Regions from separate parts of the Homo sapiens genome. Here region 1 is linked to region 2. The links are chromatin contacts, found by Hi-C or POLR2A ChIA-PET in ENCODE. All regions are on one chromosome and are shown on one strand. The core of a region is the stretch at or near the end of the contact, and the rest is flanking DNA. Distances in the headings are between cores, read along the strand shown.

Evidence for each region. A loop is a pair of places that touch in the nucleus more often than their neighbours do. ChIA-PET counts read pairs that join two places held with the same protein, here RNA polymerase II (POLR2A). Pooled maps may share reads with other maps.
Region 1: a map of MCF 10A shows a loop between it and region 2 (10-fold over the local background). The contact joins two enhancer-like sites. A Hi-C loop is called at or near these places in 11 of 168 maps with a recorded cell type or tissue (B cell, CD8-positive, alpha-beta T cell, GM12878 and 8 more), 8 of 37 single-sample maps with no recorded cell type and 16 of 50 pooled maps. POLR2A ChIA-PET finds 5 or more read pairs at or near these places in 15 of 52 experiments (A549, B cell, BJ and 10 more).

The regions. Positions count from the first base shown.
Region 1 is chr12:121,549,118-121,554,033 of GRCh38, reverse strand. KDM2B (lysine demethylase 2B) reads left to right here. Exons shown (of 23, transcript NM_032590.5): 5 at 4,396-4,574. Among named protein-coding and RNA genes, the nearest start is that of KDM2B-DT, 29 kb to the left of the region's middle. RefSeq lists an enhancer at 4,425-4,916. Within about 2 kb of position 2,158, at least 2 of the 41 ENCODE cell types and tissues checked have a DNase peak (open chromatin) inside an H3K27ac peak, as active enhancers do.
Region 2 is chr12:121,499,089-121,504,029 of GRCh38, reverse strand. All of the region lies in intron 11 of KDM2B (lysine demethylase 2B), which reads left to right. Among named protein-coding and RNA genes, the nearest start is that of MIR7107, 57 kb to the right of the region's middle. RefSeq lists enhancers at 2,687-3,385, 3,775-3,834, 3,865-3,924, 3,935-4,034, 3,386-4,085 and 1 more. Within about 2 kb of position 3,691, at least 8 of the 41 ENCODE cell types and tissues checked have a DNase peak (open chromatin) inside an H3K27ac peak, as active enhancers do.

The DNA.
Region 1 (4,916 bases), core at 909-3,408, 52 kb before region 2:
GAGCTGGGGTGTCACTATATTACCCAGGCTGATCTCAAACTTCTAGGGCCCAGCGCTCCTTCCAGCTCTGTCTCCCAAACTGTTGGGATTACAGGTGTGAGCCACCAGCCACCAAGGCCGGCCACAATTCACTTGTTTTCAGTATATTCACAGAGCTGTGCAACCATTATGAAAGTCCATTTTAGAACTTTTTCATCATTCCCCAGAAGAACCCCACACCCATTTGCATCTTGAATATGTTGTAGGGTCCTAAGCAGTCTGTTCACTGGGACTGGCCAGCAACGATTTAACTGGCTGTGATGCTGGGCAAGTCCCTAAACTTCCCAGCTCCTCACCTTCTCCACCTCTAGTTACAGATGAAACTGACCGACTCGGTAACGCTACCTACCTGTAGGTGCTCCAAGTGAGTGTGAAGTGCATGAACTCAGTTATGTCTCAGGACAGCTCCTGGGCTGGCTATTTGTTCCCCATGTTATAGATGAAGAAGAAACTGATTCCCAGAGAAGCCAAGAGCCCGAGGCACAGGCTGGAGGCTCCGCTGGGAACCGAACCCTCTAAATTTTAACAGTGTGTGGGTAGGGGTAGCTGAGCTTGGCCTTCAGTGCTGACTTGCAGGACTCTGGGTTCGTGATTTTAGTGCTCTTTATCCTATTTGCTACCTGCCCAGCAGACTCCTTTGCACAGGGAGCTTTGCAGACATGACCTTGAGCAAGATTAGGGAGGAGAAGTGGGTGGAGGTGGGAGGCTGGCCAGAGAGCGAGAGTGGGGAGGGTACCGGGGTTCTTTCTTTCTTTTTTTTTTTTGAGACAGAGTCTTGCTCTGTCGCCCAGGCTGTAGTGCAGTGGCGCGATCTCGGCTCGCTGCAACCCCGCCTCCCGGGTTCACGCCATTCTCCTGACTCAGCCTCCCAAGTAGCTGGGACTACAGGCGCCCGCCACCACACCCGGCGGATTTTTTGTATTTTTAGTATTCTCGGGGTTTCACCGTGTTAGCCAAGATGGTCTCAATCTCCTGACCTCATGATCTGCCCGCCTCAGCCTCCCAAAGTGCTGGGATTACAGGCGTGAGCCACCGTGCCCGGCTGGTACTGGGGTTCTGACAGCAGGGTTTCTGCCAGGTGGGCCTCCTGGAAAATCTGAGTGGCGCCCACGTATTCCAGGCACCTGGGTAAGGAAGGAGCTAGCCTTGCCAAGATCAAGGCCAGAATATCCAGCGAAGAACGGGGATGCCCCCTGGTGGATCTGCACTCCAGACGCCAAAACAAAAGCTGCTTTCCCCTGGATCCACTGCTTCCTAGGGTCCATGGGGAGGGACCTGGCCACTGCTGTGGTCTGGAATCTTTTTTTTTTTTTTTTTTAATTAAGACAGAGTCTCACCATGTCACCCAGGCTAGAGTGCAATGGCACGACCTCAGCTCACTGCAACCTCCACCTCCTGGGTTCAAGCAATTCTCCTACCTCAGCCTCCCAAGTAGCTGGGATTACAGACGTGTGCCACCATACTTGGCTAATTTTTGTATTTTTAGTAGAGATAGGGTTTTGCCATGTTGGCCAGGCTGGTCTTGAACTCCTGACCTCAGGTGATCCACCCATCTCGGCCTCCAAAAGTGCTGGGATTACAGGCATGAGCCACTGCACTTGGCCAGGTCTGGGGTCATGTTTCAACCTTAGCATACGATCAAGATTCAGTATTCGGGGGATGGGAGAGGAACCTGGGCTTAGGCATTAGAATGAATTGGATTCAAATACCACTCTGCCACTCACGAATTGGGCATTCCTGGGCGAGTTAGTTGTCCAAGTCTCAGCTTCTCCTCCATTAAATGGGTGTAATTGAAGTTCTGCTTCACAGAGCTGTGACCACGATGAACCTAACACAAGATAATATATGTAGAGAACCCGCCTGTGCTGACACACATAGTAAATGGTAATGGTTGTAATTGGTAGTAAGAGTCTACTCTGGGGAGCTTGAGCCAGTTGCTGTGTCTCTGGGCCTTGGTCTCCCCATTTGTAAAACAGACTGTCTCACCTTGCTTTTCCAGGTTGCTGTGAAATTTAGATCTTGAACCCAAAAGATAGAAATACCCAAGTTCTCTTACATACTTAAGGTGTTACTTTCTTTTTTTGTTTCCTTTTTGTGGAGAATGTGGTCTCCCAGCCTGGGCAACTTAATGAAACCCTGTCATGCTGGGCGCGGTGGCTCACACCTGTAATCCCAGCACTTTGGGAGGCTGAGGCGGGCGGATCACTTGAGGTCAGGAGTTCAAGACCAGCCTGGCCAATATGGCGAAACTCCATCTCTACTAAAAATACGAAAAAGAGCCGGGTGCGGTGGTGCACGCCCTTAATTCCAGCTGCTCGGGAGGCTGAGGCAGGAGAATCACTTGAACCCCGCAGGTGGAGGTTGCAGTAAGCTGAGATTGTGCCACTATACTCCAACCTGGGCGACAGAGCGAGACTTTGTCTCAAAAACCAACCAACCAAACAAAGAAAACCAAAACCCTGTCTCTACAAAAAATAAAAACCTGGTTGGATGTGGTGGTGCCGCCCTGTAGTCCCAGCTATTCAGGAGGCTGAGGCTGGAGGATCCCTCGAGCCAGGGAGGTTGAGGCTGCAGTGAGCCACGATCGTGCCATTGCTCTCCAGCCTGGGTGACAGAGCGAGACCCTGTCTCAAAAAAAAAAAAAAAAAAAGAATGGAATCTTGCTGTGTTCCCCAGGCTGGTCTCAAACTCCCAGGCTCAAGCACCATCCTCCCACCTCTGCTTTTCTAAGTGCTGGGATTACACAGAGTTACTTTTATTTTTCAGTTCCGACCACATGAAAGGCTATGTTTATTTATTCAACAAATATTGACCACGGGCCTGTTAGAGGGCAGGTTCAGTGAACGGGATGAGACTATTACCCATATCAACATCTAAGTTCCATGAGAGTTCTGTCTAGTTCAAGGGCCAGCAAACTTTCTCTGTTAAGTGCCAGAGAGTAAATACTTACGGGTTTTCAGGCCATTTGGTCTGTTGCAACTACTTAGCTCTGCCATTGTCGCACGGAGCCAGCCCTATACAATATGTGAACCGATGACCGTGGCTGTGCCCCAGGAAAGCTTTGTAAATGGACCTGAGAATTTGGGTTTCATATAGTTTTCATATCACAAAATAGTATTCTTCTTTTGATTTTTCCCCCTCCGTTAACAAAAATGGAAAACCCCTCAAAACGTATGGCTATTGTAGGGAAAAAAAAATCTAGGCCAGTTGCGGTGGCTCATGCCTGTAATCCCAGTACTTTGGGAGGCTGAGGTGGGTGGATCCCTTGAGGTCAGGAGTTCAAGACCAGCCTGACCAACATGGCGAAACCCCATCTCTACTAAAAATATAAAACTTAGCAAGGTGTGGTAGCACATGCCTGTAATCCCAGCTATTCAGGAGGCTGAGGCATGAGAATTGCTTGAACCCAGGAAGTGGAGGTTGCAGTGAGCCGAGATTGTGCCACTGCATGATCTCAGTCTGGGCAACAGAGTAAAAAGGAAAGTTAAAAAATTCTTAACTTCTGGGTCACACAATGATAGGCCGTAGGCTGGATTTGGCCCTTGGGCTGTCATCATATGGTGGCCTTTGGCTGGTTTAACCTGTAACCTGTTGAGGTGGCTGTGAAGAAAGGTGGTCACTGGCTTCTTGGGATTTTCTTGTTTATATGTTTATTTCCTTTTCTTTCTTTCTTTTTTTTTTTTTTGAGACAAAGTCTTGCTCTGTTGCCCAGGCTGGAGTGAGGTGGCGCCATCTCAGCTCACTGCAACCTCTGCCTTCCGGGTTCAAGCTATCCTCTTGCCTCAGTTTCCTGAGTAGCTGGCACTATAGGCGTGAGCCACCACGCCCGGCTATTTTTTGTATTTTTAGTAGAAACGGGGTTTCACTATGTTGGCCAGGCTGGTCTCGAACTCCTGACCTCAGGTAATCCGCCCTCCTCGGCCTCCCAAAGTGCTGGGATTACAGGCATGAGCCATCATGCCTGGCCATCTTTGTATTTTTAGTAGATACAGGGTTTCACCATGTTGGCCAGGCTGGTCTCAAACTCCTGACCTCAGGTGATCCCTCCACCTCGGCCTCCCAAAGTGCTGGGATTACAGCCTTAAGCCACCATGCCCAGCTGCTTGGGCCCCTTTAGGTAGCTTTTGAGGTCATCGCAGACTGGCGTGGAGGCCATGGTGGTGCAGGGAAGCAAGGTGGGTGGGAGACAGATCCCAGAAGGAAAGCCGATGGGGTGAGGTAATTGAACAGATGAGGAAGAGGGGTGAGGACTGTGGGGAAACGTGGAGGAGCAGCTTTTGTTTAGTGAGGGGCTCCCATGTAGGATCTGGAGCCTTAAGCCGGCAGGAACAACCAGTGTGTGGCTTCTGCCTCCAGGGAGCCGGCGGCTTGTGGACGTGATGGATGTGAACACCCAGAAGGGCACGGAGATGAGCATGTCCCAGTTTGTGCGTTACTACGAGACGCCCGAGGCCCAGCGGGACAAGCTGTACAACGTCATCAGCCTAGAGTTCAGCCACACCAAGCTGGAGCACTTGGTCAAGCGTCCGACTGTGGTAGGTCCGGGGCCCAGGTACCCTCCCCAGATACCTTCCACCTCATCTCCTTCCCTGTCCCCCTGCCACCTGGGTTGTGCCTTGCAAAAAGGCTCATGTGGGTGTGGCTGGCTGGGCTTGGCAGGCATAGGGGTGACTAAGGTTGGTAACGTGGTTTGTAGAGACAGGGATCTTGCTATGTTGCCCAGGCTGGCCTTGAACTCCTGGGTTCAAGTGACCCTCTCACCTTAGCCTCCCAAAGCACTTAGATTAGAGGTATAAGCTACCGTGCCCGACCCCCAGCGACTGTTTCATCTCCTTCCCTTCTACAAAGTGTGGGTCCTGTCATCCCTGCCCTTCCTT
Region 2 (4,941 bases), core at 2,442-4,941:
GGGAAAGACAAGAACTCAGGACAGAGGAGACCCTGGAGTTCAAGTTTGGTTTCTGCTCTTAGCTACTCGCTGTGTGGCCTTGGGCAAGCCAGTCCGCCTTTCTGTTCACCTGTATGGAAAATGAGGATGTGCTTTGTCCTTCTGGGGACCAGATTCTGGGACTCTTATGGCCATTCTGAAGCACTTACCCTTGGGTGAAACTGCAGTGTCCTCACTATGATATGGGCATAACAGCAGGGACCTGTGTCACTGAATTACTTTAAGGAACAAGGAAGCCATGAACATAGGTTGCAGCTAAAGGTGAGCCAGGCTGGCTTTGGCCAGCTACCCACACTTCCCCTGCCCTTTCTCTTTCCTTCCCCCTTCTCACCTCTCAGCAGCCCCCTCATCCCCCCTCCAAGTTAAAGATTGCTGTTTAGGCTGTGCACAGTGACTCACACCTGTAATCCCAGCCCTTTGGGAGGCCAAAGTGGGAGGGTGGCTGGAGCTCAGGAGTTTGAGGCCACCCTGGGCAACATAGTGAGACCCCAGTCTACAAAAACAAAACAAAACAAAACAAAAGGAACAAAAAATTAGCCAGGAGTAGTGGCATGCGCCTGTAGTCCCAGCTACTTGAAAGGCTGATGCAGGAGGATTTACTGAGCCTAGGAGTTTGAGGCTGCAGTGAGCTGTGATGGCACCACTGTACTCCAGCCTTGGTGACAGAGCCAGACCCTGTCTCAAAAAAGAAAAAAAAAAAACAAAACACCACAGCCCGGGCGCAGTGACTCACGCCTGTAATCCTAGCACTTTGGGAGGCCAAGGCAGGTGGATCACCTGAGGTCAGAAGTTCGAGACTAGCTTGGCAAACATGGCAAAACCCCATCTCTACTAAAAATACAAAGATTAGTTGGGCGTGATGGCGCACGCCTGTAGGCCCAGCTACTAGAGAGACTGAGGCAGGAGAATCACTTGAACCTGGGAGGTGGAGGTTGCAGTGAGCTGAGATTGCGCCATTGCACCCTAGCCTGGGTGACAAGAGCAAAACTCTGCTCAAAAAAAAAAAAAAACCCACAAAAAAACCTGATTTCCTTTTTTAAAAAAAAAATTTTATTTTTTTTACCAAGATGGAGTCTTTTGCTCTGTCACCGAGGCTGGAGAGCAGTGGCACAGTAACAGCTCTCCATAGCCTCGACCTCCTAGCTCAGGTGATCGAGGTAGCTGGGACTACAGGCATGCGATACCATGCTCAGTTCATTTAAGTTTTTTTTTTTTTTTTTTTTTTTTTTTGGTAGAGATGGGGGTCTCGCTCTGCTGCCCAGGCTGGTCTCGAACTCCTTGGCTCAAGCAATCCATCTACCTCAGCCTCTCAAACTGCTGGGATTACAGGTGTGAACCACCTCATCCAGCCAGGTGATACCTTTTTTTTTGAGTCCGAGTCTCTCTCTGTTGCCCAGGCTGGACTGCAGTGGTGTGATCTTGGCTCATTGCAACCTCCGCCTCCTCGGTTCAAGTGATTCTCCTGCCTCAGCTTCCCAAGTAGCTGGGATTACAGGCATGCGCCACCACGCCCAGCTAATTCTTGTATTTTAATAGAGGTGGGGTTTCGCCATGTTGGCCAGGCTGGTCTCGAACTCCTGGCCTCAAGCAATCTGCCTATCTCGGCCTCCCCAGGTGCTGGGATTACAGGTGTGAGCCACTGTGTGGCCAGGTGTTCTTTGAAGACCAAAAGTTCTGCATTAGACCGAATCCCTGTGCCATCTGTAAACCAGCCGAATGCTCTTGAGGAATGCAGTAAAATGGAGTACTTGGAATACAGCATCATGGTCATGAGGACTCCGTGAGGTGACACTTTAGCACAGGGCCTTTAATAGCTCAGCAAACTAGAGCCAAAAATTTCAGACACCATAGAATGAAAACAGGCCGGTGCAGGGTCAAATGTGCGAGCCTGTGAAACCCATGACTGTGGAAGGTGTTCACAGCTTTTTTCTCTTGAGGTCGTCAGTTCCCGACCCTGGAACACACCTGTTCATTGATGCGGCCTCTTCTGGGTCTTACTGACATGTAGAACAGTGAGGTGTAAAGCCCAGATCACCAGCGCAGTTGGCTTTTTAAAATCATCACACTCTCGGCTAGGCACGGTGGCTCACGCCTATCATCTCAGCACTTTGGGAGGCCGAGGCGGGCGGATCATGAGGTCAGGAGTTCGAGACCAGCCTGGCCAACATAGTGAAACCCCATCTCTACTAAAAATACAAAAAAATTAGCAGGGCATGGTGGTGCGTGCCTGTAATCACAGCTACTCTGGAGGCTGAGGCAGGAGAATCGCTTGAACCCAGGAGGCGGAGGTTGCAGTGAGCTGAGGTTGTGCCACTGCACTCCAGCCTGGGCGACAGAGCAAGACTCTGTCTCAAAAAACAAACAAACAAAAAACAACAACAAAAAATACCAAGTATGTTATTTAATAGTCCTGGGGGGCCAGAAGTCAGAAATAAAAGAGTCAGCGGGGCTCTGCTCGCTCCAAAGTCTCTAGAAGAGAATCCTTCCGGGCCTCCTCTGGTTTCTGGCAGCTCTTGGTATTCCTTGGATGTGGCTGCATCACTCCAGTCTCTGCCTTCATTTTCTTTTCTTATTTTTGGTCTTTGTATTTATTTTATTTATTTTTTTGAAGACAGAGTCTTGCTCTGTGGCACAGGCTGGATGGAGTGCAGTGACGTGATCTTGGCTTGCTGCAACATCCGCCTCCCGGGTTCAAGCAATTCTCGTGCCTCAGCCTCCCAAGTAGCTGGGATTGCAGGCAGGTGCCACCACACCCATCTGCCTTCATTTTCTTGTAGATTTCTTCTTTGTGTCTCTGTCCAAATCTCTCTTATTATAAAGACACTTGACATTGGGTTTAGGGTCTACCCTAAATTCAGGATTATTTCACCTTGAAAATAAATTTTTTTTTGAGATGGAATCTTGCTCTGTTGCCCAGGCTGGAGTTCAATGGTGTGATCTCGCCTCACCACAACCCCCGCCTCCTGGGTTCCAGCAATTCTCCTGCCTCATCCTCCTGAGTAGCTGGGACTATGGGCATGTGCCGCCATGCCTGGCTAATTTTTGTGTTTTCAGTAGAGACAGGGTCTCACCATGTTGACCAGGCTGGTCTCGAACTCTTTGCCTCAAGTGATCCGCCCGCCTCGGCCTCCCAAAGTGCTGGGATTACAGGCGGGAGCCACTGTGCCTGGCCTGAACACATATTTTTTGGGACACAATTCAAGCTACTTCAGATGGGTTTTCACAGACGGTGGGGCTGGGATGGAGGGAGGGTACTTGAGAGACCCCAGGTGCGTTGATGCCTGGTGGGTCTCTTTCCCCATAGAAGGGGGCACCCCGGAGGGTGCTGGTTCCCCAGAGCAGGAGTTCCCCAAGCTGCGCCTCCCTTTGCCGGCCTGTGGATGGCGATTCTTCCCTGATGCCTGCCTTGTTTTCACAGTGGGATATTTTTAGTCATGGCATGGAGGGAGTTTCTGATTATTAAAGCCCCAGCCTAGGAAGCAGTGGGACCCGAATCCATTGTTAACTAATTATCTCTTTGAGAGAAGTTGGCATAAAGGGCCGCCCAGGCCCAGCCATCCCTTGTCTGTGGTTATCTCGTCAGGTCCAGTACGGGGCAGTTTCCCGCAGAAAGGGTCCCACGGTTGGATCTTTCTCTTCGAAAACCTGCCCTGGACTTTCGGAGGGGACGGGCGTGTAAGGTGTAACCCTTAGGGGGCTGAGCTGGTGAGGGCACCCAGCCTTCCTTATATCTGTGCTGCCGAGAGCCCCAGGGAGTGTATAAATTCAAGCAGGGCCTAGGGAAGCCAGTGACATGATTCCCTCCAGCACAACCTATTTCTCAGAGATGAAATCTCCAATTAGAATAATCTTCTTTTCCCGGAGCCTGTCATACACAAATGAAAATTCTTCCCTGAGGGACAGAGCCCAGGGCGCCCCCTGGTGGCCGCAGGGGGGCCACACACAGAGGGAAACGGGAGGTATGAGTGTGAGATCCTGGGCTCAGGGCACTTGGGGAAAATTCTTTTTATTTTTAATTATTATTAAATAATTATTTTTTTTTGAGTTAGAGTCCCATTCTGTCACCCAGGCTAGAGTGCAGTGGTGCGATCTTGGCTCACTGTAACCTCTGCCTCCGGGTTCAAGTGATTCTCCTGCCTCAGTCTCCCGAGCAGCTAAGACCACAGACGCGTGCCACCATGCCTGGCTAATTTTTTTGTAGTTTTAATAGAGATGGGGTTTCACTATGTTGGACAGGCTTGTCTTGAACTCCTGACCTCAGGTGATTTGTCCACCTTGGCCTCTCAAAGTGCTGGAATTACAGGCGTGAGCCACCACACCTGGCCATTATTATTATTTAGAGACAGAGTCTCCTACTTTTGCCCAGGTTGGAGTGTAGTTGTGTGATCATAGCTCACTGCAGCCTCGAACTCCTGGGCTCAAGCAATCCTCCCACCTCAATCTCCCCAAGAAGCTAGGACTACAGGTGCACACCACCATGCCCAGCTAATTTTTAAATTTTTTTTGTAGAGATGGGATCTCGCTGTGTTTCCCAGGCTTACCAAGAACAATTGTAATTAAAAAAATTATTGGCCGGGTGTGGTGGCTCACGCCTATAATCCTAGCACTTTGGGAGGCCGAGGTGGGTGGATCGCCTGAGGTCAGCAGTTCAAGACCAGCCTGGCCAACATGGTGAAACCTGTCTCTACTAAAAAAAAAAAAAAAGATACAAAAATTAGCTGGGCATGGTGGTGTGTGCCTGTAATCCCAGCTCCCCAGGAGGCTGAGGCAGGGAGTCGGTGGAACTGGGGAGGTAGAGGCTGCAGTGAGCTAAGATTGTGCCACTGCACTCTAGCCTGGGCGACAGAGCAAGATTCCATCTCAAAAAAAAAAAAAAAAAATTTATTGACTGGATGTGGTGGC